Linked DNA regions of Homo sapiens: all the other regions are linked to region 1. A link is a loop called in an ENCODE intact Hi-C map of the cell type or tissue named here. Cell type or tissue: Caco-2. All regions are shown on one strand. Each heading gives the region's core, and the rest is flanking DNA. Links, peaks and the distances in the headings are about the cores only.

Evidence for each region. A loop is a pair of places that touch in the nucleus more often than their neighbours do. Peaks named below come from ENCODE experiments on the same cell type or tissue, not always from the same donor. Only the 100,000 strongest peaks of a DNase experiment are listed, where the experiment ranks them.
Region 2: a loop joins it to region 1, with 19 times the contacts of the local background. A loop is called at or near these places in 12 of 110 quality-filtered maps.
Region 3: a loop joins it to region 1, with 5 times the contacts of the local background. A loop is called at or near these places in 8 of 110 quality-filtered maps.

Annotation. Positions count from the first base shown.
Region 1 is chr11:83,811,589-83,822,675 of GRCh38, forward strand. All of the region lies in intron 17 of DLG2 (discs large MAGUK scaffold protein 2), which reads right to left. It also overlaps the pseudogene LDHAL6DP. Among named protein-coding and RNA genes, the nearest start is that of DLG2-AS2, 180 kb to the left of the region's middle. In Caco-2, for the core only: CTCF peaks have their summits at 5,182 (motif pointing left) and 5,392; no DNase peak of the experiment used is centred there.
Region 2 is chr11:83,515,670-83,526,756 of GRCh38, forward strand. All of the region lies in intron 21 of DLG2 (discs large MAGUK scaffold protein 2), which reads right to left. Among named protein-coding and RNA genes, the nearest start is that of DLG2-AS2, 120 kb to the right of the region's middle. In Caco-2, for the core only: CTCF peaks have their summits at 6,141 and 6,764 (motif pointing left); a DNase peak (open chromatin) is centred at 6,192.
Region 3 is chr11:83,706,803-83,717,889 of GRCh38, forward strand. The region is part of intron 18 of DLG2 (discs large MAGUK scaffold protein 2); the gene reads right to left. The region is part of intron 10 of DLG2-AS2 (DLG2 antisense RNA 2); the gene reads left to right. Among named protein-coding and RNA genes, the nearest start is that of DLG2-AS2, 75 kb to the left of the region's middle. In Caco-2, for the core only: CTCF peaks have their summits at 4,507 and 4,713; a DNase peak (open chromatin) is centred at 4,479.

The DNA.
Region 1 (11,087 bases), core at 2,446-7,445:
TGATTAAGAAAAATAATGTTAAAATAAATCTTCCTGGTTCTTTTTCCCAAAATAGTTTTAGGAAGTTTAAATTTGAGTTAAATGTTGTGAAAATTTTAGCCTCAGGAAATGTGAAAAGGGACATTAAAGTCTTATGTATTGTTGGCTATCAGGGAAAAGAGTAAATCTTTGACCATTCTAAAAGAACAACATTGGAGTTGTCAGCTAATGAGCTGAAAGTTGTTCTGTGATATATTACTGAGCAAAAGATTAGAGGAAACTAGTATAACAGAGAGAAAGAGAAAGAGAGCCCTATTTTTTCCCCTGCTGTATATGTGGCAGAGACTGAGGACTGGGAGTGTGTAGAAGTGTGAGAGAAAAATGTGGGAGAAGTGTTTAAAGTGTTCCAAGGAAACTAAAATGAAGACAAGAATATGTATGCTGGGGTTCAGGTTTTCAAAACAAGCTAGCTTCTACCTAGAACTTGTCATCAACACCCTTTACTAGTAGCTTTTGAACTTCCATCTGTCTACTGAGCTGGAAACACTCTTCTTCGTAGCCACATGTCATGCTGCCACCCTTGCCTTGGGAAGCTCAATTCAAATCCTACTTCTCCTATGAAATTCTCCCCAGTTACAGGGCATTTTCTAGAAGAACTGTTATTTCCTCTATCCTTAACACTAAAGCAAAATACTTCTATGTCTTCCAACTCTCCCATCCCAAGTGTTTTATAGATGGTTTGTGGTTGTGTTTAACAGTAATAGATGGGCTAAGAAATATATTTGTCCATCTGATATGGCCTCAAGACTATCTAGTCCACATTTATTGAACATCTACAATGTGCCAGGGGCTGTGTCATGTCATGTACTGAAATCAATAAAAATAAGACTTGGGTTTGGTATGAAGAAGATCACAGCCTTATGTAGCCATTTTTGAGATGTATAAATGAATAATCCTATGAAGCACTTATGATGTTTCTGAAATTCTTTCCTCATAAGGTTTACTGGGAATCCTATAATCCCACCATTTGAGATTCACTGTTTTGGTCTTAAACTTAGTAGATATACTGTGAAAATCTCGATATAGTTAGTTAAAATAATGCTTTGCCTGTTTCCTAACATTCAACCTCAGTGTGAACTCCTTCATCTGATTTCTTTCACTGAAGGACAGACAAGAAAGAGCATGAGGACACTAGACCCCTAGGTACCATAGAGTGTGAGGAGGGACCAGAATTGTGGGAAATGTACTTGAGGTCAGCTTTTATCTGGCAGGAGTTGCACAATGTTACAGAGTTGAGGAGATGGGATGATGACCAGAAGGCCAATGCCCATTCCTCTTAGAGTTGAAGCTCATTCTTAGAGCCTTGAGCACTGGGACTGTTGGTGGCACTGTCAAAGAAGGCAGGACCACTTGCTTTGTGTCAGGCACCATGATGGGTGCTCTATACCCCTTGGCACATTTAACCCCCATAACAATCCTTTGAAGCAGGAGTCATTGGCTCCATTTTATAAATAAGAAGACTCAGTTTGGGGAAGCTAAGTACTTGTCCAAAGTTTGCACATCTAGTTGATAGTAAAGCAGGGTTCAAGCCTCTTGCTGGTTCCAAAGCCATACTTTTTCATCTTCTTAACCTTTGAGAAATAAAGGAATCCAGTTACCCTCAAAAGGCAGGTACTACTTCAAGGGAAATACTTTTGAATGCAAGTCCATTTGAGGACCAGCCTCGTGCCGTATCAGAGGAAGACAATTTCAAAGTGAGAACAAATTTCATTTCCAACATTTTCAAGAGCAGAAACAAAGATTGTTTATAGGATCCTCTGAGATTTGATAAAAAAATTCCATCCTTTGCAGGAATGCTTTCTCCCAAGCCCTCTAAATGCCTGCAGATGGTCAGCTGGCTCCTGCTTGAGTAACTACAATGCAGTGACACAAGGCCTTTTCACTCCACCCACAGTGCTTAGCACAGTGAACAGACACATTAAGTCCTCAGTAACATCAGAAAATGGAGACTGAGTAAGGTTGAGTGACTTGTTCAAGATCAGTTAGGCGATACATGGTTTAGTATTTAAAACTAAACCTGTTACGAACTCTTGCTTTTAGATGATGCCTCTTTTGGTTCTAATGGCATTTTCTAGGGCAACACAAATAAGTCTACCTTCATTTCTGCAGAATGGTCTTGCAAGTGCTTTATCAACAAAAACAACAGCAGCAGCAGCAACAACAACAAAAATAACAGCCAACATTTATCAAATCCTTCCAGGTGCGAAATGTTACACTAAACACCACATGTATTATCAATTTCTCCTCATAACAGCCCTATACGTAGACACAGTCATCATTTTATTGATAAGAAAACTGAGGCACAGAGAAGTTAAATAAATTGCCGAAATTCACAATTACAAACAACAGAGTCAGGATGCAGACTCACTTTTTTTTCTTTATGTGCACTTTTATTTTTACATTGTAGAGAAAGTAATGACTTCTAAAAAGAGTATGTAAATGAGTATAATATAAGCCCATCAGACCAAAAAAATATTAGAACGTATTTAAAAGAATCAGGATTTCTATAAAACAATAAACACCTAGATCATACATTCTTTTGGACCAAATGGCAAGTGCATATACATACAAGGCAAGTACTGGCACATCAGACGTATCAAAAACACCTTCTTTGATGCAATCGCTTAGGAATTGTAAAAAATAAGTATCATTCAGCATCTGGATGCTAATAATAAAAGCGATAGAGGCTAAATAAACAGGGCCGTTACTCTACTCCCTTTCCTATTTCCTATTTTTAGGAATTCAAGTTTATTCAAAAGGTTTATATATAATCCCAAAACTGCTATTTCTCTTCTTCTATAATTTCAGAATGATAGCTTTACACAACTTTAAAGCTTGAGCTTCTTCTGAATTCCCAAAGTGTTTCTGTGCTCCTTTACAAATGGGCCACATCTTCAAGGGTCAGCTTTACCTGTGTAAGGTCTGCAAGACCATTCTCTCTCAGATACGAGGAACACTGAAGAATACATCATTCATTCCATAGAGGCCCTTAATTATGTGGAAACTGAATGCGCTCTCCTAGGATTCTCTAAAATGCTTTCTGTTCAATCTGTTACAGATGGGCCAATGGCCCAAGAAGTATAACCTTTCATTTTCATAATTTCATAAGCACTGGCAATCACTTCTTTGTGGACATTTTCCCCCTTGCTCTAGATCTTGATCAATTCCTTTATCTGAGTTTAGATCCTTCAGAGGGACACCAGCAATGTTCACTCCACTCCACACAGGAACACTTGAGTCCCCATGCTCTCCAAAGATCCACCCATGGCAGCTTCCAGAGTGGATTCCAAGCACTTGCACAGTCAAGAAATGGAAATGGGCAGTGTCCAGATTACAGCCATTTCCAATAATATGGGTTTTGAAAAATGTACTCAATTTCTAAGCTACATAAATTAAGATATCCACTGGACTGGAAACTATCAATTTGCAGCAGGACTATATTGAGTAATATTAGACATCATTAATTTAACGATGGCCACATTTAGACTGACTAAATTAAAGTGTTTCACCTTTTTCCTGGCATGCACCTGATGTGATAATCACTAGGTTGGAGTTTGCAGAGATGAGATAATCTTTGCTGGAAGCACTATCTGGCAGTTTTAGGAAAAGACTGCCATGTTTAAGATCCATTGTCTCACACCCTTCAATTCACCATTATCAACAGCTACAAAGGCAACTTCATCCCTCAAGTCTTTTAATAACATGGTGATTGCACGGGCCATGCTAACTGATCCAGTTCTTATAATGGAGACCTTACTGTGGTGAATAACCTCCTCTGAAGCAAAATTCTCAATAAATTCATTCTGGATAGTTACCATCACGTAACCAGAGGTGGGAAGGTTGGTTAAGGGCCAGCTGACCCTGTGATGTGCGTTCTCTGTTGGTGACACAGATTTATCCTGGGGCCAAGAAAATTTACTCCCATAGTGCCTACGCTCCAGCTGGACCACAGAACTCCTGCAGCCCACCTTGGGGATACACACACAAGAGGTGGATGGAGCAGAGAATGGAAGAAAGTGGTGGGCAAGCTGCAGGTTGAGCTTGCTGGGGCAAGCCGAAAGAACCTGTTTGAATGTTCAGTGCCTTTCACTTTACTTCAGCTATTGCAGTTACCAAGCAAGGCCATGCTTAGCTCCCTGCACACAGGCCTCATGGGGGCCTCTGGAAAGTGCTTCTGATGTCTGCTCAGATTAAAGCAGTAAAAAGGCTTCTTCTTTAGCTCTGTGTGAATCCTGGAGAATACAAACAAGTATTCTCTTCAATATCTGACATGGATAAGAGGCCAACCCAGATCTCTGGAATTACTCATTTCCTGTTTTTAGTAGGTATGCCAAGTCGGACCCACTCTGGCTCCTGAGCCTATAGCTTAAGCATCACTGTGTCTAATTCCCTCTCTTTCTCTCTCCTTCTTTGGGACATTTCACTTTGCCCTTCACCCTCTAATATATCATGTCCAGGAACCTTAATCCTATTCTGTGGCTTCTTGATATCTTTATAAAAATGCAGCAACTAGAGTGGAACATATAGCTTAGATAGAGTCTAACCAGTGTGGAGACAGAAGGATGTCTCCTTCCCACATTCCAGGACTACATTTCCGTAAATAGGCTCCAGCCTATTAGCCTATTGGCAGCATCATCAGATGGCTACCTAAAACCACAAGATCTTCTTTTAAGGAGCTGTTGCCATATGTCTCCATTCTAAACTGGTACAATTAATTTTGGAACCTGTATTTTCCCAGACTGTCTGTCTTAGCAGAGAATTTTGTATGCCTGGTAAATGTAAGTAGTTAATAAGTATTTATAGGATTTGTGTCAATATTTTGCTACCTTATGGCTACTTACTAGCTTAATGCCTCTGAACCTCAGTTTTTTTTCACTGGAAAATGGGAAAATAGTATATTCCCTGGTAGTGCTACAGGAGGTTCATATGAGATAATACATGCAGTGTAAGGTGATGTTATTATCACAGAGAATCTAGGTTTGAATTCCACACTAGAAAGGTAATTATAACTACTAAACCCATAATCACAGAAACCACAGCCTACAGGTCCTATAACTATCCCAAACATAAGATTATATGCCCAGATTTCAATCAGAAAACATTTTACAATTCCTTTCCCCCAAAGGATGTTCAACGTTTGCTTTCATTGCCCTCTAGTGGTTGCTATACAAAAGATATAACTACATTTTGTTTGTTTCTCATTTTGATTTTTGAGATGTCAGACACAATATCTTATAAATATTCTTCAAGTTTGGTTAGGTTACACACATTCCTGTCAGCTGGAAACCTTTAAATAATCAGCCTATAGGGACAGTACCTAACATTGTGTCCTGCGCAATACAGGTGTATACTGCCCATGCATTGTTGGCCATGCATTTATTTTACTAGATCTTTACTCAGAATCTACTGACTTAAAATAGTAATCTAGCTTCATTCATTCATTATATATTTATAAGATATATTATATGTCAGGTAAACAAGACAAGCATTGTCCTGGCTTACAATAGAGTAAGGAAAATGGAGTACTAAACATGTCTTTAAAAATTAACATGGTAAGTGCTGTCATAGGAAGAGTATGGGATATACAAAGCACATTAAGAGGGGTACCTAACTTGGAGGTGCTTCTGTGTGTTTTTGGAAGGTGAAGTGGGAATGGCAAGAGAAGGCATTTAGAGAATATAACAATCTAAGATTTGAAGGATGAATAGAATAGAAGAGTTATTCAGAAGAAGGTGGGGTGGGGAAAGTTTTCAGGAGAGGATACAATGTCAGATATAGTTACATGACAGAGAAAAGACTGACTTTTAGAGATATGGCTGGACAAGTTAAGAGAAGCTATATCGAGGAATTGAGACTTTATTTGGATGGTTAAGTTATAACCAATGGACTCTGAAAAAAGTATGAATGTATGCCTTTAATTTTAATTTCTGATTTTAAAACTTTTATTATTTAAAGGGAAGTCTTAGGCTGGGTGAGGTGGTTCACACCTGTGATCCCAGTGCTTTGAGAGGCTGAGGTGGGAGGACTGCTTGAGGCCAAGAGTTGAAAAACAGCCTGGGCAACATGGTGAGACCCAGTATCTTAGAAATATTTTAAAAATTAGCTGTGTATGGTGATGCATGTTCATAGTCCTAGCTATTTGAGAAGTTGAGGTGAGAGGATTGCGTGAGCCCAGGAGCTCAAAGGTTTAGTGAGCTATGATTGTGCTACTGCACAATCTAGCAGCAGTGAGACCCTGTCTCTAATTAAAAAATAAATAAATAAAATAAAGGGAAGTCTTTATTCATAACTAACATACGTTTAGTCATAACTAATAAAAAATTAATTGTTCAAAAACCCTTCAGTGCATCCTTTTTATCACACAAAGTTCTCTCAAACACATACATTCCTAGCATATTGGAGCTGGAAGGGCCTTTAAAGATCCTGAGTCTCCGTCTTTTCACTTTACAGAGGAGTGAGAAGATCAGGAGTTTGTTCAGGTTGTCCTGAGTAACTGAATTGTTGCTCCTGGGAGCTATTTGCTTTTCCTAGCCTAGCCCAGTGCTTAAACTCCTCATCCCGTTTATTCAGAGGCCAAATAGTCTCCTGCATCTGGTGTCTTGTTGGTCTGGGCTGTTGATAATTCTTGAGCACTCCTGCTTTTCAAAACTTCTGCATTGGACTTCATGTTCTTCCTTTGTGGCCTGATGAAAAAATCGTTTATCTTAGACTTGCAGTGAGGATCTGGGAAGGTCTTTCCATTACCAAGGAAAACATGAATCCTCCTCAGAATACCTGGTGAGGTTTTGCCTTTTCTATGGAACTCCCTTGCCTCACTGTACTTTTCTTATAGTATAATTCGGGGTGGACCTGCTTATTACTTCTGTTAGACTATAAGCATCCCAAGGACATGACACATGGCTTAGTCATCATTACATTCCACATAGCAAGGTGACATAAACACAGAAGCCCCTATCAAGTTCGTTGTAGACAGGGATGAGAGGATACATGAATAAACAGAGGAATGGAGTGGAATATCTTATTTCCTGACAGGAGGTTTAAATCTATGTTAGTAAGGGTATGAAAGCTATATATATTTTTTCCTTCAGGGAAAGATGGTGAGCCACCCAAGGTGAAAAGAGAATCTCTGACAAGCAAGCAAAAATTAAGGTTGTACTCTTTGTCATAAGAAATGACTATGAATATGAACGTAAAAAGACATTAGAGAAGAAAAGTCAGGAAAAGGGGAAAGATAAATTTGGGTAGCATAAGAGACTGCCCAAAGGACTTTAAAACCAGAGATACCTGACGTTCATTTTTAAGTTTTTACATGTTTATGCAAATCCACTGCCATCTTTTTGAGGCATAAGTCCTGTCTGCTACACACAAAGGAGATGCTAAGGAACACTTGCTTGCCTTTATGTTAGAAACAGAAACAGTGTGATTTTTTCTGATGTTCTCAATTACAGAGTCTACTGACTCAGGTCTATATGTGCCTGATGATGATCACGAGCCCCATCAACAAAGGGAGTTCCCGCTCAGCATGGAGGCAGACCCTCCGCCAAATGAAAGAAAAATGTAGGCCAGGTGTAGTGGCTCACACCTGTAATCCCAGCACTTTGGGAGGCTGAGGCAGGTGGATCACCTGAGGTCAGGAGTTCGAGACCAGCCTGGCCAACATGGTGAAACCCCATCTCTACTGAAAATACAAAAACTAGCTGGGCATTGTGGTACATGCCTGTAACCCCAGCTAACTGGGAGGCTGAGGCAGGAGAATTGCTTGGACCTGGGAGGCTGAGGTTGCAGTGATCCAAGATCATGCCACTATACTCCAGCCTGGGAGACAGAGCAAGACTCTATCTCAAAAAAAAAAAAAAAAAAAAAAAGAAGAAAAGAAAAAGAAAAGAAAAAGAAAAGAAAAATATAGTCTTCATTCTTCTTAATTCTATCATAAATCTGAGAGTAGAATAATAAAAGTACATGAAAAACTACCCATAGCTTAGTATAGTTTATGTTACACACAAAACCTGAGAGATATAGGCAATAAATGTTCCTGGAATATGTTTTACAGCAACATTGGTCCATCAGGAAAGTTTCCCTCCAGGAAAGATTCTGAACATAGAGAAATAACAAGAAATCAAATTATAAGGAAGATTAACTATTGACCTTTTCCTGACCCCTCTATTTCTCCCCTTCAAGCAGGAGAATTATAGGTCAGTCCAACGTTGAAGAAGGAGTAACATTTCTCATTTTGAGCTTTCTCAAGAAATCTTGGCTATCAGAGCTCCCAGCTGATTCCTAGTGGTTTCTTATGTTTAAATACAGGACCCTCACAATAATAATAATAATAATAAACAAAGTCACAAATGTTACTTTCAGGTTTGAATTCCACTTGAATTCATTGAGTTATATTTTAAAAAGCTATCATTATGATAACCAGTTTTAATACTGTGATCAAATACAATCACTAGTATGAAAACTGGGCAAAAGGCCACATTCCACTAGTGTCTCCAGTTCAATGCAAAATCTTTTACTGCCATCTTGTGGATTTTTAGGAAATAATCCCAGTCACTACATATTATTTATTGTCTTACGGGAACAATAGGTTCATAGGCCAGTTTATGAAAATAACTGAAAAAAAGTATAAGAAAAGAGCAGCTAAATAGTCAGGTTTCCATCTAACATTATCACTTTGTATTCTCTACTAAGCATCTCTGAGGCTTGGTTTCTTCATAAAAAGTTGTTATTATAATAATACCATCCCCTGCCTGTCTCAAGGTTGCCATAAGAATAAAAATTTTAAATTGCTCCATAAATCAAAAGTACTATTCAGAAACAACCAATTATTATCAATGCTATCAGCCACATTATTAGAATGACGATACCTAAGCATTTCATATGTAACAAGGTAAACTATGGTTCAGGCTGAAAAGTCCAGACCTTGGTACCTGCTTTCAGAGTGATTTGTCTCATCTTTTATGGCTTTCAGGGCAAGAAAATGGATGTTTCAAATGAAAATATTCCCTGGAGATAGTTGTTCCTGGGGCAGAAAATACTGTGGGCCTGACAACTGAGGAAGGGAATATTTCCTTTTTTACTGATTCACTGATGAGCAAGTGAGCCCCGACATTTGAAAAGCACAGCAAATATGTAGTATAGGAACAGCTTTTTCCAGTGAAAAATGCTACCCCTGGGATCCTATCTACTGATCCATATTTAGTTATTCTCTGGTAAGTTATTCATCCAGGATTTCTCTCTTCCAACCAACCGACACTTAAACTGGAAAACCAGGCAATAGGTTGGCTCATAGATGTCACAGACAACTTAAAAAAGAATCTTCTGAGAATTTCAGGGAAAAAACTTAGAACAAAATCTCCAAAAGCTTTCCTTTCCCATTAGCGAAGACTTCAAGTTCTTTCATCTAATTTATTCATCACCTATGAACACCTGTGTGTGCCTAGCACTGGGTTAGGTTCTGGGATGCAATGATGATGCAGACATAACGCTTATGCTTACTGACCTCCATACTAGCTGGAAAGTTCACATCTCATAACTCATGATATCTGCTGCTTCAAGCTCTGCAGTTGTTCAGAACCTGAGCAGAGAAAGGGCCAATGCTGCCCTTGGGAATTTGAAAGAGAGAAGCAGCTCATGTATGAGCAATTTGCTGTTAGAGGACGCTCATCGACTCTCCACTTATGTCAGCTGTTGAGAGCGGTCATTGCATGTGGTGGAGTGAATGGTGTCAGAAGTGGTGATGGTGATGATGAAGAAGATAAGATGATACTTGGAATTAAGAAACTTATTATGGATTTTTTTTAGATGAATGGATTTTAAATAATGTCAGCGTGAGAAGAATAAGTCATAGTAGTTGTTTCTTTTTATCAATCTGCCATGCATTACGACCATGTTCATATCTTATGTCTCCACTAAGCTATCAGCCCCTGAAGGTGAGAACAATGTCTGATATACCTCTCTATTTCCTATAAACACTAGAATAATATTTGACAGTCATGTTTTCATTATTGAACACTTATAAAGTGCCAGATACTTTTCAAAACTCTTCGAATACAGCAATAAACAAAATAAATCAATAAGAGATATTCAATAAATCAAATAATTAACAAATAAGAGTCACAGCCATACAGCCAAAGTGTTTTCCACTTCTTCCACTTAATATACATGTATATGAATTGCTAAATAAATCACCAATTTCCTTCTCTCTACTGAATCATTTCCATCAACATATAAACACTGTTACAAAAAACAAACTCTACCCTCAAGTTCCCATTCTATTGCATTCCTCTCTAGAGCAAACTCAAAGGAGATAACTCTTCTCCTTGTCATTAAAAGAGGGAATTTGGATGGAAAGGCAGGAGGAACTTGTCGAAAGATATTAAGTGGAGGAGTAACATGATCAAAGTTGATAGAATCTATGGAGTTGGTGTGAAAGATGAAAAAAATACTGACTTTGAAGCTGGGCAGACCTAGAGTCCAGTCCTTTTACTACAGTCTGGTCTTAACCAAATTATTTAACCTCTCAGAATCTCAGAACTTTGACCTGCAAGATAATAGTAATCAAACCATTTGAAGTTCTTACTAGGTAGGAAGCACACAATATGTCTCTCATCCTTTGTCTTCAATTCTTCTCCTTTTATTCTCTCAGGCCTAGGCTCCTCCCACTAGAGGCTTCTCTCTGAAATAATTTCTATTGTTTAAGAAGCACTTATGATCCTTAAGATACTAGACCTAAAACATTCCTCAAATAGAGCTCAGTGAGCCAAATAATCCCCGATGGTCATTTATCATTTATCTACCCAGTGTTCAGATATGCTTCTTATTTGGGGACAATTCAAGACAGGAAGGAGGCACAGCCTTACCCCCATTAGAGAAGCTGGAGGGGGCAGCTATTCCCTTTTCCCACCCCTCAGCAGCTACAACAGGGCAAGTCAAGCAGATGTTCCAGTTGGGAATTTAGCATCCCCACACTAACGTGTAAGGTGCATGGAGAAACAGAGATTTTTCATGGCAGTGTGGTTTGGCTATAAGTGGCCAGTGGTGACAGCCCA
Region 2 (11,087 bases), core at 4,002-9,001, 290 kb before region 1:
AATTTCCCTCTACACACTGCTTTGAATGTGTCCCAGAGATTCTGGTATGTTGTGTCTTTGTTCTGGTTGGTTTCAAAGAACATCTTTATTTCTGCCTTCATTTCGTTATGTACCTAGTAGTCATTCAGGAGCAGGTTGTTCAGTTTCCATGTAGTTGAGCGATTTTTGAGTGAGTTTCTTAATCCTGAGTTCTAGTTTAATTGCACTGTGGTCTGAGGGACAGTTTGTTATAATTTCTGTTCTTTTACATTTGCTGAGGAGTGCTTTACTTCCAACTGTGTGGTCAATTTTGGAATAGGTGTGGTGTGGTGCTGAAAAGAATGTATATTCTGTTGATTTGGGGTGGAGAGTTCTGTAGATGTCTATTAGGTCTGCTTGGTGCAGAGCTGAGTTCAATTCCTGGATATCCTTGTTAATTTTCTGTCCCTTTGATCTGTCTAATGTTGTCAGTGGAGTGTTAAAGTCTTCCATTATTATTCTGTGGGAGTGTAAGTCTCTTTGTAGGTCTCTAAGGACTTGCTTTATGAATCTGGGTGCTCCTGTATTGGGTGCATATATATTTAGGATAGTTAGCTCTTCTTGTTGAATTGATCCCTTTACCATTATGTAATGGCCTTCTTTGTCTGTTTTGATCTTTGTTGGTTTAATGTCTGTTTTATCAGAGACTAGGATTGAAACCCCTAGTTTTTTTGTTTTCCACTTGCTTGGTAGATCTTCCTCCATCCCTTTATTTTGAGCCTATGTGTGTCTCTGCACATAAGATGGGTTTCCTGAATACAGCACACTGGTGGGTCTTGACTGTTTATCCAATTTGCCAGTCTGTGCCTTTTAATTGGAGCATTTAGCCCATTTACATTTAAGGTTAGTATTGTTATGTGTGAATTTGATCCTGTCATTATGATGTTAGCTGGTTCTTTTGCTCGTTAGTTGATGCAGTTTCCTCTTAGCCTCAACGGTCTTTACAATTTGGCATGATTTTGCAGTGGCTGGTACCGGTTGTTCATTTCCATGTTTAGTGCTTCCTTCAGGAGCTCTTGTAGGGCAGGCCTGGTGGTGACAAAATCTCTCAGCATTTGCTTGTCTGTAAAGTATTTTATTTCTCCTTCACTTATGAAGCTTAGTTTGGCTGGATATGAAATTCTGGGTTGAAAATTCTTTTCTTTAATAATGTTGAATATTGGGCCCGTCTCTCTTCTGGCTTGTAGAGTTTCTGCCGAGAGATCCGCTGTTAGTCTGATGGGCTTCCCTTTTGGGTAACCTGACCTTTCTCTCTGGCTGCCCTTAACATTTTTTTCTTCATTACAACTTTGGTGAATCTGACAATTATGTGTCTTGGAGTTGCTCTTCTCAAGGAGTATCTTTGTGGCATTCTCTGTATTTCCTGAATCTGAATGTTGGCCTGCCTTGCTAGATTGGGGAAGTTCTCCTGGATAATATCCTGCAGAGTGTTTTTCAACTTGGTTCCATTCTCCCCGTCACTTTCAGGTACACCAATCAGATGTAGATTTGGTCTTTTCACATAGTCCCATATTTCTTGGAGGCTTTGTGCATTTCTTTTTATTCTTTTTTCTCTAAACTCTGCTTGCTTCATTTCATTCATTTGATCTTCCATCACTGATACCCTTTCTTCTAGTTGATCGAATTGGCTACTGAGGCTTGTGCATTCGTCACGTAGTTCTCATGCTGTGGTTTTCAGCTCCGTCAGGTCCTTTATGGACTTCTCTGCATTGGTTATTCTAGCTAGCCATTCGTCTAATCTTTCTTCAAGGTTTTTAACTTCTTTGCCATGGGTTCAAACTTCCTTCTTTAGCTCGGAGTAGTTTGATCTTCTGAAGCCTTCTTCTCTCAACTCATCGAAGTCAGTCTCTGTCCAGCTTTGTTCCATTGCTGGTGAGGAGCTGCGTTCCTTTGGAGGAGGAGAGGTGATCTGATTCTTAGAATTTTCAGTTTTTCTGCTCTGTTTTTTCCCCATCTTTGTGGTTTTATCTACCTTTGGTCTTTGATGATGGTGACGTACAGATGGGGTTTTGGTGTGGATGTCCTTTCTGTTTGTTAGTTTTCCTTCTAACAGTCAGTACCCTCAGCTGCAGGTCTGTTGGAGTTTGCCGGAGGTCCACTCCAGACCCTGTTTGCCTGGGTATCAGCAGCAGAGGCTGCAGAACAGCGGATATTGGTGAACAGCAAATGTTGCTGCCTGATCGTTCCTCTGGCAGTGTTGTCTCAGAGGAGTACTCGGCCATGTGAGGTGTCAGTCTGCCCTTACTGGGGGGTGACTCCCAGTTAGGCTACTCGGGGGTCAGGGACCCACTTGAGGAGGCAGTCTGTCTGTTCTCAGATCTCAAGGTGCATGCTGGGAGAACCACTACTCTCTTCAAAGCTGTCAGACAGGAACATTTAAGTCTGCAGAGGTTTCTGGTGCCTTTTGTTTGGCTATGCCCTGCCCCCAGAGGTGGAGTCTACAGAGGCAGGCAGGCCTCCTTGAGCTGTGGTGGGCTCCACCCAGTTTGAGCTTCCCAGCTGCTTTGTTTACCTACTCAAGCCTTGGCAATGGCGGGAGCCCCTCCCCCAGCCTTGCTGCCACCTTGCAGTTTGATCTCAGACTGCTGTGCTAGCAAAGAGTGAGGCTCCATGGGCGTAGAACCCTCCAAGCCAGGCGCGGGATATAATCTCCTGGTGTGACGTTTGCTAAGACCATTGGAAAAGCGCAGTATTAGGGTGGGAGTGACCTGATTTTCCAGGTGCCATCTGTCACCCCTTTTCTTGGCTGGGAAAGGGAATTCCCTGACCTCTTGTGCTTCCCGGGTGAGGCAATGCCTCACCCTGCTTCAGCGATGCCTCACCCTGCTTCGGCTCATGCTCGGTGCACTGCACCCGCTATCCGACAATCCCCAGTGAGATGAACCCAGTACCTCAGTTGGAAATGCAGAAGTGATTTGTCTTCTGTGTTGCTCATGCTGGGAGCTGTAGACTGGAGCTGTTCCTATTCGGCCATCTTCTAACCAGCAACTTTAAGTGTCTGAATTATATATCCCAAAGAAGCAGAGCTGCACAGTTGACAGAAAAGTCACAAAATCTACCCATCAGAGTCTTAGCATATATATATGTATATATTTGTACTTACTATGATGTGAGATGAAATTAAAAATGGTAAAAATGAGAATTAACGATAAATAAATAAAAAAAAGAAGTTTGTTCCTGGGGTTTCTCAGCTCGTAGATTTAAAATAGCAAATTCAGTGTGGGAGGGGGCTGGACTGAGGGGCTGCTCCATACAGCTATCTGCTGACAGTGCCAAGAGAGTACAGCTGAGCACTGTGCAACTAGGCAAGAAAACCCATCAAGTGTGGGGGTCAGGAACTTAAAACACAGTGCAGAGAGAGCAGCCACAGAGGGTGTCTGTAGTATAACTGAGGTCCATAATTATTCATTTAATGACTCCAAGGTGTCAGTCTCAGTACTAGGGGCTGGGTAAATGGTATGGAGTAAGACCCAGATGGGGCCTTTGCAGTGGTTCTGCAGCGGGGTGTACTGTAGAGAAACAGTGGTGAGAGAACTGAGTCTTCCCTAGCACTCAGCAGGTGCAACTCCAAAATTTCCACACAGCAGCCACAACCACGATTACATTGTGGAAGAAGATTTAGTTTTACTAAAGTATCACTAATCACATTAATGCTGTAATTTTGAATTTTATTGTTACAATATACCACTATTACATATATGGTGTTTAATTTGTAAATTTATTTGAACATGATAGATGATATAAGAGCTATAAGGTATTTGCCCCTAATTTTGTGTTTTTTATGTATTTAGGTAACATCATTATAAAAAGATTTAGTCAACACTTGGGGGCATGGGTGCCCAGAAATATTATTTTCTTTAAAAGGGGACCCTATATTCTTCACCTCATGGGATTCTTGTGAAGATTTAATGAGAAAAATTGTTCTATTTAGCAAAAACACCTGGCTTATATGTAATCTTCAAAAAACATCAATTGTATTGTTATCACATTTAAAAAATACTAATCAAAGTCAAATTCTTTATTTGCCAAATGTGAGCTTTGCCTATTACTGCGAAGGGCATAAACACAGAAGTTCAGGCAGCTCATGGGATGAGCTGGGTGATGGGGAGCTTTTACCTGCAACAAAGCAATCATTCCATCCATTGGCAATCGTAGATTCATATCTGTCTTTTTCTGACTGTCATTTGGGCTTAGACTCCACTTCACCTAGAGCCATTAGACTTGGGAGGTGTTCACAGAATCCTTCTCTATGAATAAGGAGTGACCAGGTTTGTCATTCACATTTACCTCATGCCCCAAATTCATTATGGTATTAATTCTTTGGGCAGGTGAGCACAAGTCAATTACAGAGCAAAATGGTGGCTTCTTAGGGCCTTCCAGGAAAAACCACCACATCAAGAGTGTTCAAACAGGACGTGTTAGTAAAATCTTTACAAATGTTCATGAAGTTGTCAAAACATAAAAGGCGAATGGCATATCTGCAAACTTTTTACTTCTTTTCAAGTGAGATAGGCTTTCACTTATATTGACAAGTGCTTGTAATAAATTTGAGACAGTAATTGGAAAAGTTCTCACTTTGTAGTTGTGTCACTCAGATTTCTCAGAACTCTGTGAATGAATGGAAACTGCATTACGGTTATCACTACTAACAAATAAAAGATGTTTCTCATAGCTTCCCCATTGTTGCCTATGTATACCAATAGCCCTGGAGTCATGGAAATTATTTTTCTCTTTTTCTCTTACAGGGATTTCAAGTGCACAGAAAGGGAAAAATCATAATCCTTAGTCATGATATACCTTTCATTGCTCATGCTTTCACATTAGGTGGCAGGTTCATGGTGCTTACTGCGTTGTCATAGATAGAAAGATAGCTAACTAGCTAGGTAGGTAAGTAGGTAGGCAGGTAGATAGATAGAAAGACAGACAGACAGGTAGGTAGATAGGTAGGTAGGTAGATAGATAGATAGATAGATAGATAGAAAGAAAGACAGACAGGTAAGTAGGTAGGTAGATAGATAGATAGATAGATAGATAGATAGATAGATAGATAGAGTGGGCTACACATGGATGTTTTTCTTGAGAGGTATACTTTTGATTTGACTCAATAGCCTTCATGCTATGACTCTTGTGTAGCTCGCATCTTAATGAGGTAAGTTTAACCCTCTTACATGTCCCACTTTACATAGGAGTAACTGGTCTGTCTCAGATGACACAGCCAGTGGCATAGCTGGGATGGCAGTACTAAGTTTGTTGACTGCCTAAGAAGAATAGATCATGTATCGAGACTGCCAACTTCAAAGGAAATCCAAATGTTTGCCAGACCATTTAATGTTTGCCAAGAGCATGGGCAAAGGCTCAGGCGTCCTTGTTTTCCCCCAGGCCCTAGAACAGTGCTGAACATGAAAGACGTCTTGTAAACCTTCACAAATTAAATGGAACTGTATACTAAATAAATATTCATGGACCTCCAAAGAACAGTGTCTGGCTGTGTGACTGCACACAGGTCACTTATTTCCTCTGACCCTGCCTCTTTATTTATCAAATGGGTAAGGTACAAAAGTGCTTTGCAAATACAAGGACTTATTTTCCAGTATCCACAAAGAATTTTAGTCCTGGGGGAGAAGTGGATTTATCACAGCCAGCTTTCTGGTTTTAACCTGGCAATCAATCTAAAATTAGTTTCAATTTTAAAAAGTTTACTTTAGTGACAATTTTTTTTATTCTGACCTGGGTTGGTTTTCAGTTTAATTTGGTGGTTATTCCAGTATCATGTATAAACTGCCATTGATTTCTGATAACACGTAGCAATTACTTAATGCTGCAGACTTGATTTACCAGGTAAGGCAAATGTGTTGGAGTGAGGTGTTGGTGAGATGCCTGCTAGAGGATAGATTTAAAAGCATACATACAATTTTAATTTCCGGTCTGGACTCTGCCAAGTTTATTTCCCTTCCACTGTCCTCCTAGTGGGCAGTTACTTTGCACCATTCGCCTTTTACCCCTTCTCTACCAATTCTATTCAGGGTCCCCCACATGTTCATGAATGACATTTTTAACAGTCTCCCCTACATGCCATTGCCATCTGTGGGCTCCCTTCAATTCCTAGGATGTAGGCTCTATGATTTCTCCCCTGAGTCATCCCACCGTCCTTCCCTAGGTGTCTCCCTACTCCAGTCCCTCCCAAGTCCCCACCATCCATCCTCCCAGCAAGAGTCAACCTCTTTATTTACAAACACAGCCTGTCACTCCTCCATCCAATAACCTTGAAGGGCTCCCCAGTACCCAAAGAAGAGCCTCTTCAAAAATTTTAAAGGAATACTTAATGCCCTCTGTTACTGGGCCTCAAGCTATGTTTACAACCTTACCACTGCCCCATTGTGTGTGCCCATTGAATGGAATACTCGCTGGTCACCAGATACCCTCTATTCGTTTACTTTTGCTCCTGCTGTTTTCTAAGTGTTAAAGTGCACTTACTCCTCACAGAGTTAGCTAAAATGCTACCTTTTCTTCGGACCCTTTCTTAATTGCTCTCACATGGAGTAGGCTCTCCCGCCCATTTGAATACCTGTTAAGACTCTATTCATGTTTTGCTAAACTTTTTTGCCTTATGCTATAGCTGTGTGTATATGTATGTGTGTGGTGTGTACCAAAAGAAAGTCTTGGGATGGCAGAGGTGGGGTCTTATTCATCTACGTCTCCACCCAGTGGCCAGAGCGGTATCCAGTGCATACAGGAAACTCAAAACCTATTTATTGAAATAAAAGGAAGTAACACTCAGATCAAGAGAACCTTCCTCTAAAGGCAACAATAAATTATTTGGTTCTGCATTCACAACCTATAGAAAAAAAAAAAGTGATCTGTGCCTTCTAATTTACATGATTTTTCTCCTAATACACCATGTTCTTTCTTCTCACATTATTTAATTCAATACTTATTGGTTGAGTGCCATGAACTATTTTAGGCCCTAAATAATTCATAGTCCTGGCCTTCAAGGAACTTGCTATCTATTCTCCAGAGTTTATTATTATAGTTGAAAAATCACATCTCAGAAAGAGAAGCTATTTGCTCCAGGTCATGTAGTCAGAAAAGTTAAGAATAGGATAGTCTAATTTTAGAGCCCCCCCCCCCTTTTTTTTTTAATCAAAATGCAAGGTAATTAGGTATTTTTATAAATATTAAGAACATATTGGAAGCTGTTGCTGAAACTCTTTTCAGATATTACACGTGCTATTATTTTTTAAAAAAACCTTTTTACCCACATATAAACACAATGTATAGTTAAGAGGCAAGATATACTCTTTTTACTTGCTAAGAGTCTGGCAATAATTACCATAGTGAGCAAGTCAGATGACTGGACATTCACTTCTGCATCTTTATCTTTCAGTGTTGATGTTTTAGCTTTGAGATAGTTAAAAACTTTTGCAAAGTGAAACCTGCAAGCTCAACGGTATGACTGTAGGCCTATTACTACAGAGTCAGATGAAAGGAAGTCCTATAGTGAATCAGAATTTATTCTTTAATAATTCCCAAAGTAGAAATGGGTTGAGCTAAATTTTCTGAATAATACTTACCTTGAATTAATGATGAAAAGAAGATTTAACAAAAGCTCAGTGTTATCTGATAAAACTATACTTGTTATTTATATTACATAACCACATATTATACAACTCCTATTTATATTACTTTAGTCTTACCATCAGTACTTGAATGGATAGAATTAGCTATGCTACTAACATCTGGAATTAGTTCATATGTAAAAATCTTCTAAAGAATCAATTATTTTGATTTGCTTGCACAATAACAATATGTAATGCAGGGCCCAGCTCTGCCACTTACTAGCTGTAGGAGCTTGGGTAATTTATCTATCCTTTCTTAACTTCAGTTTTCTCATCTGCAAAACGGGCATATTTATAATATTTACCTCACAGGGTTACTGTTAGGAGCAAATGAGCAATGGTTATAAAAATAATATGTAGAAAATAACAAATCTACAGATGTTCAGAATAACTGGTATCCTAAATGAGATGCAATGGTTCTCCAAAGCAGTAAGCACTGATCAAGTGTGTTCTTCTAGAAATTCCTGTAGGTAGCTACACAAGATAGCAGAGAACTCAGAAACCATCTGGATTTGCAGCCAATGGCAGGGGCAGGGGGCGGGGTTTAGAATCAGTCCTGCTGCCAAGCTCCATCTTCCTGCCCATTAGAGTCAGCCAGTGGTAACTTCTCTCCCCAACTAAACAAGCACAAGGTCAAAAACACCGTATGCAAATGCACACAGGGCAGTTTTGGCAACTCTCCCTTCTTCCTCTGTGCAAAAGGAGATTTGGAATCTAAAGAAAAGAGTAGTGTTAGGAAGTTGCTCATTCTAGCCTTATAAGGGTGAGAGTTTAAGAGGTATGTGCTTGTGGGTAGGGGTGGGCAAAAGATAGACTAATATTTCTTAGTACTTTACATATATTGTATCTTTTAATATGATTTCTATTTTCACATATTAGGCTTAGATAAGTTATGATAATTGATAGGAGTTGGTTATTCTGTCTGATTCCAAACTTTTCCACTGTGCCTGTGTATCTCAAATTAGTAGCATGCCTAACAAAATCTCTGGGGAGCTTGTTAAAATGCAGCTTTCCTGCCCCCATCTCCAGAGATTCTGATCCTGCAGGACAGGGGTTGAGCCTGCTCACCTCCATTTTTAATAAGCACCTCAGCTGATTCTGATGTAGATGCTGCAGGATACACTTTTTTTTTTTCCTGCTGAAAATTTTCTGGTTTCTTCTCTCCACAGCTACTCTATGGTCCTGGGTCAGGTCTTTTCCATGTCTTACCTGAATTACTGAAATGGATCCCTGCCCTCTGGGGCTGCCTCCCTCTGGAAATTTATTTCACACCACAGCAAAATGATCTGCTAAATTCTAATCTAACCTCTGCTGAATTCCTCCCAAGGCTTTCCACTGCCCTCAAGATGGAGGACCTTCATGACCTGGTTTCCAACTTCTCTGCGTTATCTCTGGACACTTGAAGCTTTGTACTTATGCTTTGCACTTACGTAATATTAAGCTTCCTTGGCTTCCCTGAGCACACCGGGCTGTTTCCTGATTTCTGCCAACAACACTCTTTTCATCTTTTTACACCTGATTAGATTTTACTGATTCTTCAAGGCTCATTTTGAACGATATCTCTTTTAGAAACTGAAATATATTGTAAACATGAGTATGTGTGTGTGTGCACTGTGAACAGATTTTTCAGTTATAAATTATAATACATTTTGTATATAAGGTTGCAGATTAACTTGACAGTTTCAATGGCAGTGCTTTGTGGACCCAAGTGGCAGAAATGCCTGTGCACAAAAATACATAAGGAATGTAGTTTATTCTCCACGCCATTCCACAGAATAGCAGTTTCGTCATCAGCAACTTGAGACAAATAGACTATGAGGAATACATAAAATAATATGAACTTTTTCATCCCAAAATGTTCCTTGAGTTCCATCGGCTTTCAGGGTTTACATAGGACACACCTTAACATGTCTCAGACATGGAGACTTGACTGGGGTTTCCTCTGAGAACCATTTTCAGAAAAGCCACTAGCACATCTTGATCAGACAGTTATCTGTGTGCTGGCTCAGGTGGTTCTCAGTGGACAAGGGAACTCAAGGTTTGGATAGATGTGATTATCACATTCAAAAGAAAACATAACAAGTTATAAAGTGTCTCCACGTTGGGCTATTGAAGCTGCAAAATTCCCTGGACATATGCCTATCTTTGTTCTTTATACATAAAAATATAAGACCAGTTAAAACCACACTGCATGCAGTATAGGGAAAGAATCCGAGAGGAAAGGTGAGCCAGGAAGACCAGTGAGGAAGGTGTTAGAAGGCTTGGAATAAGAAAAGTAATAACAAAGACATCAAAGAGTAGCCTCTTCTGAGTTTATTCACCTTGAGGGCAAAGCCTGCCTTCCTGATGCCCCCTGGAGTGCAGCAGTATGGCTCTCCTTCCACCTCTCCTCCATGGATCTGTAGATCACCTCTGGACATTTGAGATCTTTGCCTGGCTCTGGCCATTCCAAGACCGGCTCCATTAAAGAGCTTTCTTTCGAGGGCAGTAATGACATTTCTTTTGTCAAAATGTCACTTTGAAGCTGTGACAAAATCAATCCCTATAACTCACTCTGGTGAAGCAAATAAAATTCCCATCTTGCTAACGAAATACTGACTGTCACATTGATTTTTTGATAAGTGACACAATAGTAGGCTCTGCTACCAGCTCTTTGTGTGTCCTAGAGAAATGAGTCTCAGTTTCTTCATTTGTAAATTAAGTCAATGGCCATATGGAAAGTTCTAAGAATCTATGAAATAGAAATGAGATTTCTCAATGCCAGCTGCAGTTTGATTTTGGGAGTTTGCTATCAACCTATCCCTGTAGCTTCTGCCCCATCCCCTCTCTCATAATCAACATCTGCTCTTAAAGGGAGCGTAAGGCTTTGGAAAAGGAAATAGAATATTACTAGGAACAGTCGGGACAAATGTCCAAGGATGATAGTCCTCTCTGATCTCTTTAGAAATGGTTTCCTATTTTGCTTTCCTATTGCCACTTTTGAGTTCAGGTTTTCAGAATCTTACACCCAGAATACTGTAATAGCTTTCTCAAACATTTCCTATTGCCAGTCTCTCTCCTCCAACCTTTCCTTCCCACAGCTGCCAGACTGATCTCTCAGAAACCCACTTCTGAACATTCCATTCCCTTTGCTCTATGTGTTGAGTAGCTAGTATGTTTAAGGTAGACATCGTGCTAGGTGCTGGGGCATACAGATGAGTAGATTCAGATCTTTGCCTAGAAGGACCTCATAATGCAGCCTGTATAGGCAGTGATATAGGTACCTTCAGGGCATTAGCCCAGAGAAAATCAACCTGGTCTGGTTGGTCACAACCCTTAAAATTCTTTATTGCTTACAGGATAAAGTATAAGTTTCCTGGAAAATTTTAGGCATCAAAACTGACTTGAGTCTAACTTTCCAGTTCTGATTCTTTTCATTCTCCTTCACAAATTGTTCCCTGTAATGAAAGTGAA
Region 3 (11,087 bases), core at 2,541-7,540, 100 kb before region 1:
GCTAAGGCAAGGTGGTGTCAGTTACACCTGGATGAAGCTGGTTGCTACAGCAATGCCTTGAGTTAGTTTGGCAGAAAAAATGCAAGACTGAGTGCAAGAGGTGACAACACCTTTAAGATTCTTCTAACCCATATGGGGTCATGATAACAACAAAAGTAATTAACACTTATCATCAAGCAAACATAGATACTTTCCATACATTTTATCACTTAATTATCAAAATCAACTCCATGAAGTAGGTCATACTTTTATCTCTATTTATATATACTTTTATCTCTATTTCAAATACGAGAAAATAGCTTTCTAGAACTAAGTGGTCTGCCTGAGGTCATCAATAAATGGAGAACAAAAGATGAGGCTGAAGGACTGGCTGCAGAGCCCTAGAACAACACTGACTCCCCCAGGGCCTATAAGCATCCAAACTTCTCCTATATAGGAGAACAGAAGTAGAAATCAGTTGCCCTTAGGAGTTCCTGTTTCTATATCTGTCTCTGACAAGAGTTCCTTGAAGGTAGAGATTGTGCCTTATTCCTGAATTATATCCAGTACCGTGCAGTGCATGACATATAACAAGTGCACACTGTTGGCCGGGCTCAGTGGCTTACGCCTATAATCCCAGCACTTTGGGAGGCCGAGGGGGGCAGATCACCTGAGGTCAGGAGTTCAAGACCAGCCTGGCTAACATGGTGAAAACCCATCTTTATTAAAAATACAAAAAATTAGTGGGGCGTTGTGGTGCATGCCTGTACTCCCAGCTACTCATGAGGCTGAGGCAAGAGAATCGTTTGAACCTGGGAGGCAGAGGTTGCAGTGAGCTGAGGTGGTGCCACTGCACTTCAGCCTGGACAACAGAGTGAGACTCGGTCTCAACAACAACAATAACAACAGCAATAACAAAAACACAAACAAACAAGTGCACAATGCTTTTGAGATTGGTTGAGTGTCTGTTCCCTCTCAGTGCACTCACGGTTCTTGAAAGCAGGAACCCTGTCTTAATCATCTTTATATCCCAGCACCCAGCACACATAGTTCAATGTTTGCTTGCCCTAACAGAATAAAATTTTCCAGAAGGCAGAATGCATAGGGTTAAAAACGTGCAGCTTCTGTCATATGGGCCTGAGTTAGAGTCCCACCTTTGATACTTTAACTAGTTATATGATCTTGAGTGAACTATGTAATAGTCTTTTAAATCCAGAGCTTCCTCATTTGCAAAAAAGCATGATACTAATTGTATTCCATCATGAGGTTGTGGTGATTATTACATGAAATTTACGTAAAAGCTCTTATCATTAATACTTGGCACATGGCAATCTTGCAATAAATATTAGATATTATGATAATTGTTGGAAATTTATTCTGTGTTTAAGTTATATTTGAAGTTCCTAAACTAGATCTGAAACATTTAGAATGTTCACAGTGGCACATATGGGAAAATCTCTAGAACACAAAGTACCTAGGAAACAGATAGTACCTGTACACAGTGATGCTCAATAAATATTTGTTGAATGTCAGATAAAAAACAATGAGCCATGTTTGCTTTTGGCATGAATTACCAGCACAAATGTTGAAAATAGAAAAATATAATATACGTTGCTATTTAATACCTGACAGGGAGAAAGTATCAGTAGCCCAAGATCTGACTGTAAACAAAGAGGAGAAACAGCTATATAACCTATGAAAGGTGTGAAGCCATAAAACAAGGCCAGAAATTTGGTAATCATTCTCAAGACAATATGATAACAAATGTCTTTCAATACTTGGCTTTATGTACCTCCCCAATTTCGTATCACTTGTGTTTTATGGTCAAAAATTGCAATATGTTGCCATTTTTTTAAATTACAGAGCTATGTATTTCCTTAAAGTACTGTATTTTCCTTAAAGTACCTAATTAGCTAATACTACTTAATTACAATTTACATTTAGATTCTGCAGACTGAAGGATCTATTTTGGAATCCTTTTTTTTAATGGGATATGGAACCCAGATACTAAGGAAGAAACTGGGGGATAGAAGATCAATGCCCAAGGCTGTGTAGGCTTAGTGGGTATTCTCTTTGGATCATGAGAGAAAGACTTGGATTGCATTCCAGCTCTGCCACTTATTTACTAGTTGAGTGATCTTGGACAAATTATTTCCTGTGTAAATCTGTTTTTCATAGTCTCTAGTATGAGGCTGCTGGTGCCCATTTCCCTGACTTTACTTGATGATTTATTAGGGGAACAAGCAGAGTCCACTGTATGTGGTATGTACTCAACCGCTGCTTGTTCTCTTCCCCTCTTAAAGGTAAGAGACAAGTCTGAGTCCTGGGGTAGCTGCCAATAATATTCATTCAGGTCCCCTTCTTAATTATGCAATTCATCAAGAAAGAATCTTTTTGAGAGGAAAAAAATAAAAGTCTGAAATCAGCATGCCTAGGACAAAATTTTACACTGTGTGTGTGTGTGTGTGTATATGTGTGTATATATGTATGTATATATACATATATGTACATATATACATATACGTATATATGTATAAAGTTATATATATTATATATACATATATATAATATATATACACACACACACACATATATATATAACTTTAGTTTTTTCAACAAGATTGCTCATTAAGCAAGAACCACATTGTAAAGTTCAGCTCCACCTTAGTTTGCTTTCTGGCCAACTAATCTGGGCAGACTTTTAAAATCACACTGGCTGGTAGGTGAATATGGTGTTTCATTACAATCATTACATTTACCACCCCAGTGCTGGTAATATTCTCTAGGCTGCCTGTGATGCTTAGTGGCTGAGTGGCAAGTAAGAAGTTTAATTTAGCTTTCTCAGCATCTGCAGGTTTTGTTTTCAACAAAGAACTTCAGGTTACATAACAGCCTTGGCTTGTTTCAGAAGGTGAAACTTGACTCTCCAAATTAACTGTTGATACAGGTCTTCAGAAGCAGAACTTGATGTATCTGGAAGTGATCCCCCCCAAGTCATTTGGAAAGTAACAATGGCACTTGACCTTCCTGGTTACTTAGCAAAAGAAGGCAGGAGAAAGAAGGTTCTAAGCGTAAGTAGGTGATCATTGAAAGGGCAGATACAGCCTCTAAAAATCAGGTTAGGCCTTCCTTTCCCAACCCTTTCTAGCTTTACCCTCTTGCTGTCCACACTCCACTGGATAGGTGTGTCTCACTGTTGTGGGTGAGCATTTTGTGAAAGATTTTAGAAAAAGCAAAGGGGAAAGTGTAACATGAAAATAGGGTGCCTGGGATCATATGAAAACAAAGGAGAGAGGAATATGAGGTGGGTACACTGTCCTGAACTATTTCATTTAACACATGTGAAATGTGGATGGAATGAAGCCCAGCACAGCAAATAAGGTACTTTTTTTTTTTTTTGAGACTGAGTGTTATTCTGTTGCCCAGTCTGGAGTGCAGTGGCACCATCTCGGCTCACTGCAATCTCCGCCTCCTGGATTCAAGCAATTCTCCTGCCTCAGCCTCCCAAGTAGCTTGGACTACAGGTACCCGCCACCATGCCTGATTAATTTTTTATTTTTGATACAGACAGGGTTTCACTACATTGGCCAGGTTGGTCTCGAACTTCTGATCTCAAGTGATCCACCCCCGCTCAGCCTCCCAAATGCTGGGATTATAGGCATGAGCCACCTTGCCTGGCCAGATACTTTTCATCCACTCAAGAGGAAGACACAAGAAGCGGATAATTTTAGTATAAGATAGTGAGTGCCAAGATGGACAATTCATAGGAACAAAGAGCAGTGGTATTGGAATGACAGAAGAGGATAATCAGAGACTAATTAACAACAATATATAGTTCATATAACATGTTTCTATTTGCAGATGTGGACGGCATAACCAAAGCTTGAAACTGGTACAAGGACATTCATGTAGTTAGTAGGACATGAGAGACATTTAGGGTTTAGTCTTGTAAATACAACAGAAATAAATTTTCTGACTCCAAATCCTATGTATTTTTCTAGTAGCGAGAAGAAGCTGAGGGCAGGTGGAATGGGTTCATATAAATATACTCCAGAATAAAAAAGGTAAATGTAATATTATAAAGTATTATAGTAACATAAATATGCTAGTAACAATCATTTGTAATACTAATAAATGTAACCAATTTTCATGGAGCACTAACTGTACCCAAGGACTGTGTTAAACTCTTAACATGGACTGTCTCATTTATTCTCACAGCCCCTTTGACAAATGTAAAGCCTGATACTTGGTTAGGTGACACACCTAAGGTTCCACATAACTAGATCCTGACTATAAAACCATAGCCTCAGCAGTCACCAACCCCCTTATTGAACTGTGCATTCAAAGAATGCAATTCAAAATCAGATACACATTCCTTCTTGCCTTGTGCACACAAAGAGAACTAGATAAAGAAGATGACAACTCAGCAAAGGCCAAAATGTCACTGATAAGCTGTGTAAAGGGACAATCACATGGGATAGGGTGTATAGATGCTATGACCACTCTGCTCAGTAGAGGCACTACACTGCTGAAGGTTAGTTAGACAGATAACTAGCTTCCCAGCATTTCCCCTCACTTGGACGCCTCTGTGGTATCATTTGCTACAAAAGGAGGTCTTCTCGGGTAATGGGATGACGTCCATCTGTGACTTGACGTCAAGTGAGTCATTGGACTGTCGTCATAGGGCAGGCACCTCAGTGTAGATCAAGTTCACCCTGTGGGAACCCTGCAAGTTTGCTGGTGAGTTTTATATTTATTCTGAAGTAACACACTTGGCACCTCAGGCTGACTAATATCTATGTGTGACCAAGGTAACTACCCAGCTAGCCAGCTTTCACAGTTGTAAGAAAAGTTACAGGCAGAAAAACATAATTGAACACTAAGATGAGGGTCACTGTGCAAGTATCATGTCTAGACTCCAGTCTAAGTGTGTGGGTGTTTCCATTGCCTGTCTTTTTATTAGGGTTTACAGGAAGCCTTGCTAATCAAAGCATGCTCCATGGGCCAAAGCAGGAGTACTAGGTCACCTGAGAGCTTGCTATAATCATTTTAGACTCTACTTGGTGAAGCATGTACATATTCTTTTAAAGAATTTATTTTTTACTAAGCTCAACATCAAATTATTAGAGAAATGCAAATCAAAACCACAACGAGATACTATCTCATGCCAGTCAGAATAGCTGTTATTAAAAAGTCAAAAAGCAAAAAACAAACAAACAAACAAAAAAACCGGATCTTGGTGAGGTTGCAGGAAAAAAGTTGCATTTACACTGTTGGTGGGAGTGTAAATAAGTCCAACCATTGTGGAAGACAGTGTAGTGATTCCTCAAAGACCTAGTGGCAGAAATACCATTTGGCCCAGCAATCCTATTATTGGGTATACACCTAAAGGAATATAAGTCATTCTATTATAAAGATACATGCACGTGTATGTTCACTGCAGCACTATTCACAATAGTAAAGACGTGGAATCAACCTAAATGCCCATCAATGATAGACTAGATAAAGAAAATGTCGTACATATACACCACGGAATACCATGCAGTCATAAAAAGGATCAAGATTTGCCGGGCGTGGTGGCTTACACCTGTAATCCTAGTACTTTGGGAGGCTGAGGCGGGTGGATCACCTGAGGTCAGGAGTTTGAGACCAGCCTAACCAACATGGTGAAATCCCCTCTCTATTAAAAATACAAAAAATTAGCCCGGTGTGGTGTTGCATGCCTGTAATCCCAGCTACTCGGGAGGCTGAGGTGGGAGAATTACTTGAACCTGTGGGGCAGAGGTTGCAGTGAGCTGAGATCATGCCACTTCACTCCAGCCTGGGCAAGAGAACATAAATCCATCTCAAAAAAAAGGATCAAGATTCTGTCCTTTGCAGGGACATGGATGGAGTTGGATGCCATTATCCTTAGCAAACTAACACAGGAACAGAAAACTGAACACTGAATGTTCTCACTTATAAGTGGGAGCTGAATGATGAGAATACATGGACACACAGTGGGAAACAACACACACTGGGGGCTGTCAGTGGGGACAGGGGCACGGAGAGCATCAGGAAGAATAGCTAATGGATGCTAGGCTTAATACCTAGGTGATGGGATGATCTGTGCAGCAAATCACCGTGGCACAAGTTTACCTATGTAATAAACCTGCGCATCCTGCCCATGTACCCCGGAACTTAAAATAAAAGTTGAAAAAAAAAGAAAGAAAATAAAAAAAAATTTATTTTTTTACTAAATATTTGTTTAATTGCAAACTGAGAATATACAAAAAGGAAAAGATAAATGAATACACTAGGCAGATTATCATATTAGTTACACAGTGCTTTCACATGTTTTCCTCCTTTAATCTTTTTAAAACCCTTAAAATCTTATCTGTTTTCTTACTGATAAATAAATTGTCTGAAGAAGGTAAAAAGATCTCATCATTGGGGAAGAATTTGAACCTAGGCATTCCAGCTCCAGATTCCACAATTTTCCCCATAAGTTACACTACCTCATTAAAGGAATTTAGAAGGTTGCTTTAACTTGGAGTAGTCAAAAAAGGAAAAACTTGAACTGAGATTTGAAGAATGGGTGAGGTTTGCATAAAAGACGGATTTCCAGAGTCGAAGAACATCAAAAACACAAATACTTGGAGAATGGCAAGACAAAGTATTTTTCAGGAGAAGCCTAAAGAAAGTATTTAAATGTAGGGTTCATGTTCCTACGTGAGCAGCAGGAGGGAAGAATGAGATGACGATGAAAACCAGATCATGGAAGGCCTTGAAAGCTATAGGGCAGAGAGTTGGGCTACTTGGAAACTCAGGGAAAGAGTGACATAAGGAATATATTTCCAGAAGATAAATTATTCCAGTTTGGTTCATTAAGCTTTTATTGTAGATTTTAATATGCAATGGAAAATATGCTTTTAAAATGAGGGATGAATAAATTCCAAAAAGTACTTTAGAAAACTCTCTTCACACTACTGCACTGTGGCAATTGCACCATCTGTAATTCTGCACCTGCTTCGTCAACTGCTGGCTGCATTTCAGGAGACCTGACTTCACTGTTTTCTGACTGAGGCATACAGTATTTGCCAGAGTACTTGCGAATGTGCAAGGATGAAAAGAGCATTGGCTAGGAACACAGATGTCTTTTCAGCAGAGAATTAGGTGGATGATTCATCTCTAGAGTATCAAAAGTGTGAAGTAAGTGAAGTTGCCAGAGTGGGTCTGAAAACATACTATTGGGTCAATGTTGTGCAAGTGGGACATATTTTTCTACTAAGGGTCACATACATAAAACAACTTGATTCCAAAGCAACTGTTTTGTTCTTAACAAAACAGAAACAGTTGGTTGCTGTTTATGTTAAGAATAGAAACTACAAATGTAACTAAAGTAAAACTTTAAAATGTCAGTTTAATATTATGTGAAGATTAAGAAAGAGAGAAAAGGAGTAGTTCTAAAGGGGAAACAATTGAGGAAGAGGAGAAGAGAGTAAAATGTAGGCAAATGCAGAGGAAATGGGGAGAAAAGATAAAGAAAAAGAGGAAAAGAAGGAATGGTGGGGAGACACTTAATTGAGGGCTATCAAGCCTTTTAATGTGCATTATCTACTTTAATAATGATCTGACTCCATATGGTAGATAGTATACCCATTTCATAGATAAGAAAACTGATACTATTAGAGATTAAGTAATCTGTCTAAGATCACATAGATAAATAGTAGAGCTGGAATTCAAACATTCAATTCATTTGAATCTCAGGATATATTGAAGTGAATGTCAGTCAGAGAAGCCATACTAGGCTACTTAACCTCTCTAACATTAACATGTGCTTCCTCATTTGAAAGATGAGTAGCATTTCTAAAGCTGCTGGATACAGTAAGCTCCACAGTAACAGCTATCATTACAGGAGCCCTTTGAGAGGATCAGTTAACTCACTACTGATAACTATAATTTGTTTTATTATTATTATACTTTAAGTTCTAGGGTACATGTGCACAGCATGCAGGTTTGTTACATAGGTACACGTGTGCCACGTTGGTGGGAGTGTAAATTAGTTCAACCATTGTGGAAGACAGTGTGGCGATTCCTCAAGGATCTAGAACAAGAAATGTCATTTGACCCAGCAATCCCATTACTAGGTATATACCCAAAGGATTATAAATCATTCTACTATAAAGACACATGCACACATATGTTTATTGCAGCACTGTTCACATTAGCAAAGTCTTGGGACCAACCCAAATCCAGTCAATGATAGACTGGATAAAGAAAATGTGGCACATATACACCATGGAATACTATGCAGCCATAAAAAAAGGATGAGTTCATGTCCTTGCAAGGACATGGATGAAACTGGTAACTACAATTTTAACTCCTTCCCTCTGGTCCCAAGTCTGAGGATCAAAAACTCACAGGAATCATTGGTGTTCTGGGAAAGAATCCTCAAATCCACCAGGCACCAAACATTCCACATGCTGAATCAAGAATATCTTCTCCATATATTTCCTACTAGATATTAAATATACATAGATTGCACTGTGAATAATTTAATTTGATGTATCATTCTATCATTCACCATTATCTTTATCAACAGAATCTAAAAGTACCAGCATTCTCAAACAGTTAAAAAGGGATTCCTTGCATTCAAAACCTGGGAACGACTATAAGTATAATCTTAGAGTTTTCCACACTAAAGAGGCAAGAGAGCAGCCAGCTGAGGCCTATACCTGACATTTCCACCTTTGAGGCAAATGATCCCCACCCTTGTCTTCTTAATGACTGTCCTTTGTTCACTGCAGAGAGATGTGATTTTTTTCTAATGGCAAAATTGATCTTGTCCCTTTCCTGCTTAAAACCACTTAACTGGTTTTACTACCTTCAGACTAAAAATCAAACTCAACTGGGCATAACGATTGTTCCGTGATCCTTCTCTGATTCAGGTCCTTCCTAGCAATCCAGGCCCGACCAGATACTCATCTAAGCTCCTGCCTATTGAACTACTTTCACTTCCTAGGACAAGCTGAGAGCTCCCTCTCCCTGTCCTACTTTTCTACTTACTGTTCCTTCTCCTTTCCACTCTTCAGGGTTGACTTCTCAATGTTTCACACCTCAGCTTTGACATTTCTTCTTCCAGGAGGCCTTTTCTGATCATCTCATTAGGCTGAATTAAGCATTCCTCACCTAGGAGCCTATAAGACTCCCATAGTATTGATTACATTGATTATATTGCATTTTGATTGCCCCCAAACTGGATTCTAAGCTCTGTGAGGATGGAGGTCATGTTTGATTTGTCCTCCAATGCCCACCATGCCTGGCACATAACATAGCAAGTGCTCAATAAAGATCTGCTTAGTACATTTAAAACTCCATGAGAGTCCTAACTCCAAAGGTCAGGGAAGCACGTGTTTTTTTGTTTGTTTTTTCTTTCTTTTTGGTTTATTTTGATTTTCCGCAGAAGAAAACCACATATCAATAAATCTATTTCCTACTTAAAACCATTAAGTTACAGCTTCAAGCACAGAGACTAGAGAATGGGAGGGAGCCAGCAGCCCTGGCAGCCAGTCCTGGGGTTCTTGGCCAGTTGTCTTACTCTCAGGCCCTGGCTTTTCCTACTTAACCAGTGGAATTAACATCAGTTGCTCATTTTTCATTTCTACAAGAACTTCAGTGTCTCTCAGTAAGTTTTATAGAACTAGTGATAAAAATTGACAGCTCAGTGGTGTTGCTTTAGATGCACTGTGTTTTAACATGGGGATTTATCTATGCTCGGGGATATACAAACTGTTTTAAGTCCTCTCCAAATGCTCTTCAAAATGGATCCCAAAAAAAGTATTAGGTCACTGTCACAGATTATACCCATTTTGCAGATAGAAACCAAAGATCGAGAGGTCAAGGGATGATTTCCTTTTGATCACATAATAGAATGTTTTGGAAAAGAGATTTTTTTTTCTCGATTCTACTTCTTTCCTTTTGGCCCATCATACAGACTTTTCTCACATAATCTTCAATGCTTTAATGTATTTGGTTTTTTATAAGTCTTTCTTTTACTAGACTTTAAGCTCCTTGTAGGCAGGGACTAGATCTTGTTTTTCTTTCTGTTTTTAGCTTAGGACCTGGAATTGCGTAGGCATGAAAAAAATGTTACTGAAATGTTTGCCCAGCTCTTACAAATGCTCTAACAACCATACTCTTAGGCTTACTGTCATGAAAGTATTCCTGTCTTGTGATTTACTGAAATCTCAGTTTTAAAAGGAACTTAAATATTTTGTAGTACCCTCCACCTCCCCACTCCTGATTGTACTAATGTTATACTCTACTTAAACTTCTTCAGTAAATTGGAGCTCCTGTCTTTTCGAGAAAGTACAGTATACCTCTCACTAACTAGGAAAAAGTCCTAGATTTTTCCTTTGAAGCTACAGAGAACATGATTTGCACACACTGAGCTCCCTAAAAAACGACCACCAATACAAATTAAAAAGCAACACTCTGCAAGTTTAAATTTAAATCTTAATTCATCTAATCTAGATGACTTAAATGTTTGCTTTTCACTTTAACAGCAGGGAACCCATTTAAAAATATTTTTCAAATAAATAAAGACTCCTAGATATTAATGCAGATGCAAATCTGTCTGGAGATTAATGAATTACTGCCACATCCTAAAAGTGGCCACTAGAGAAAAGAGGAGTAGCTGAAGGTTTTGTAGGGGCTTAGTCACATAGTCCAGTAGTAATAGTTGGGAAATGAGTAGAGAGGGGATAACAAAAATAAAAACAAACAGTTCAATTAGTCTAGATGGAGAAAAACAGCCCACAGGCTAATTGACTATAGCTGTCACGACAGTTGATTACAGTGTCTGTCTGTAAAAACACAGGGGGAAAAAAGTACAGAAAAACTCATGGCCTGTTTGGCTGCCTTTTGTTGGTGAAATATCCTACAAATAGATGATGCAATGCAAGCCAGCCCCTCTCTGGTAAGAAACAGAGTGAACCCAGTGACGTGGCAGTGTGGTAGGAGGCACTGTCTGCTGACACAGAAAAAAAGGTGGCCTTGCAGACTGTGGTTTGAAATGCCTTAGGAGCCAGGTGCTAGGTTACATTATTGTGTTCAAAGACAGATCC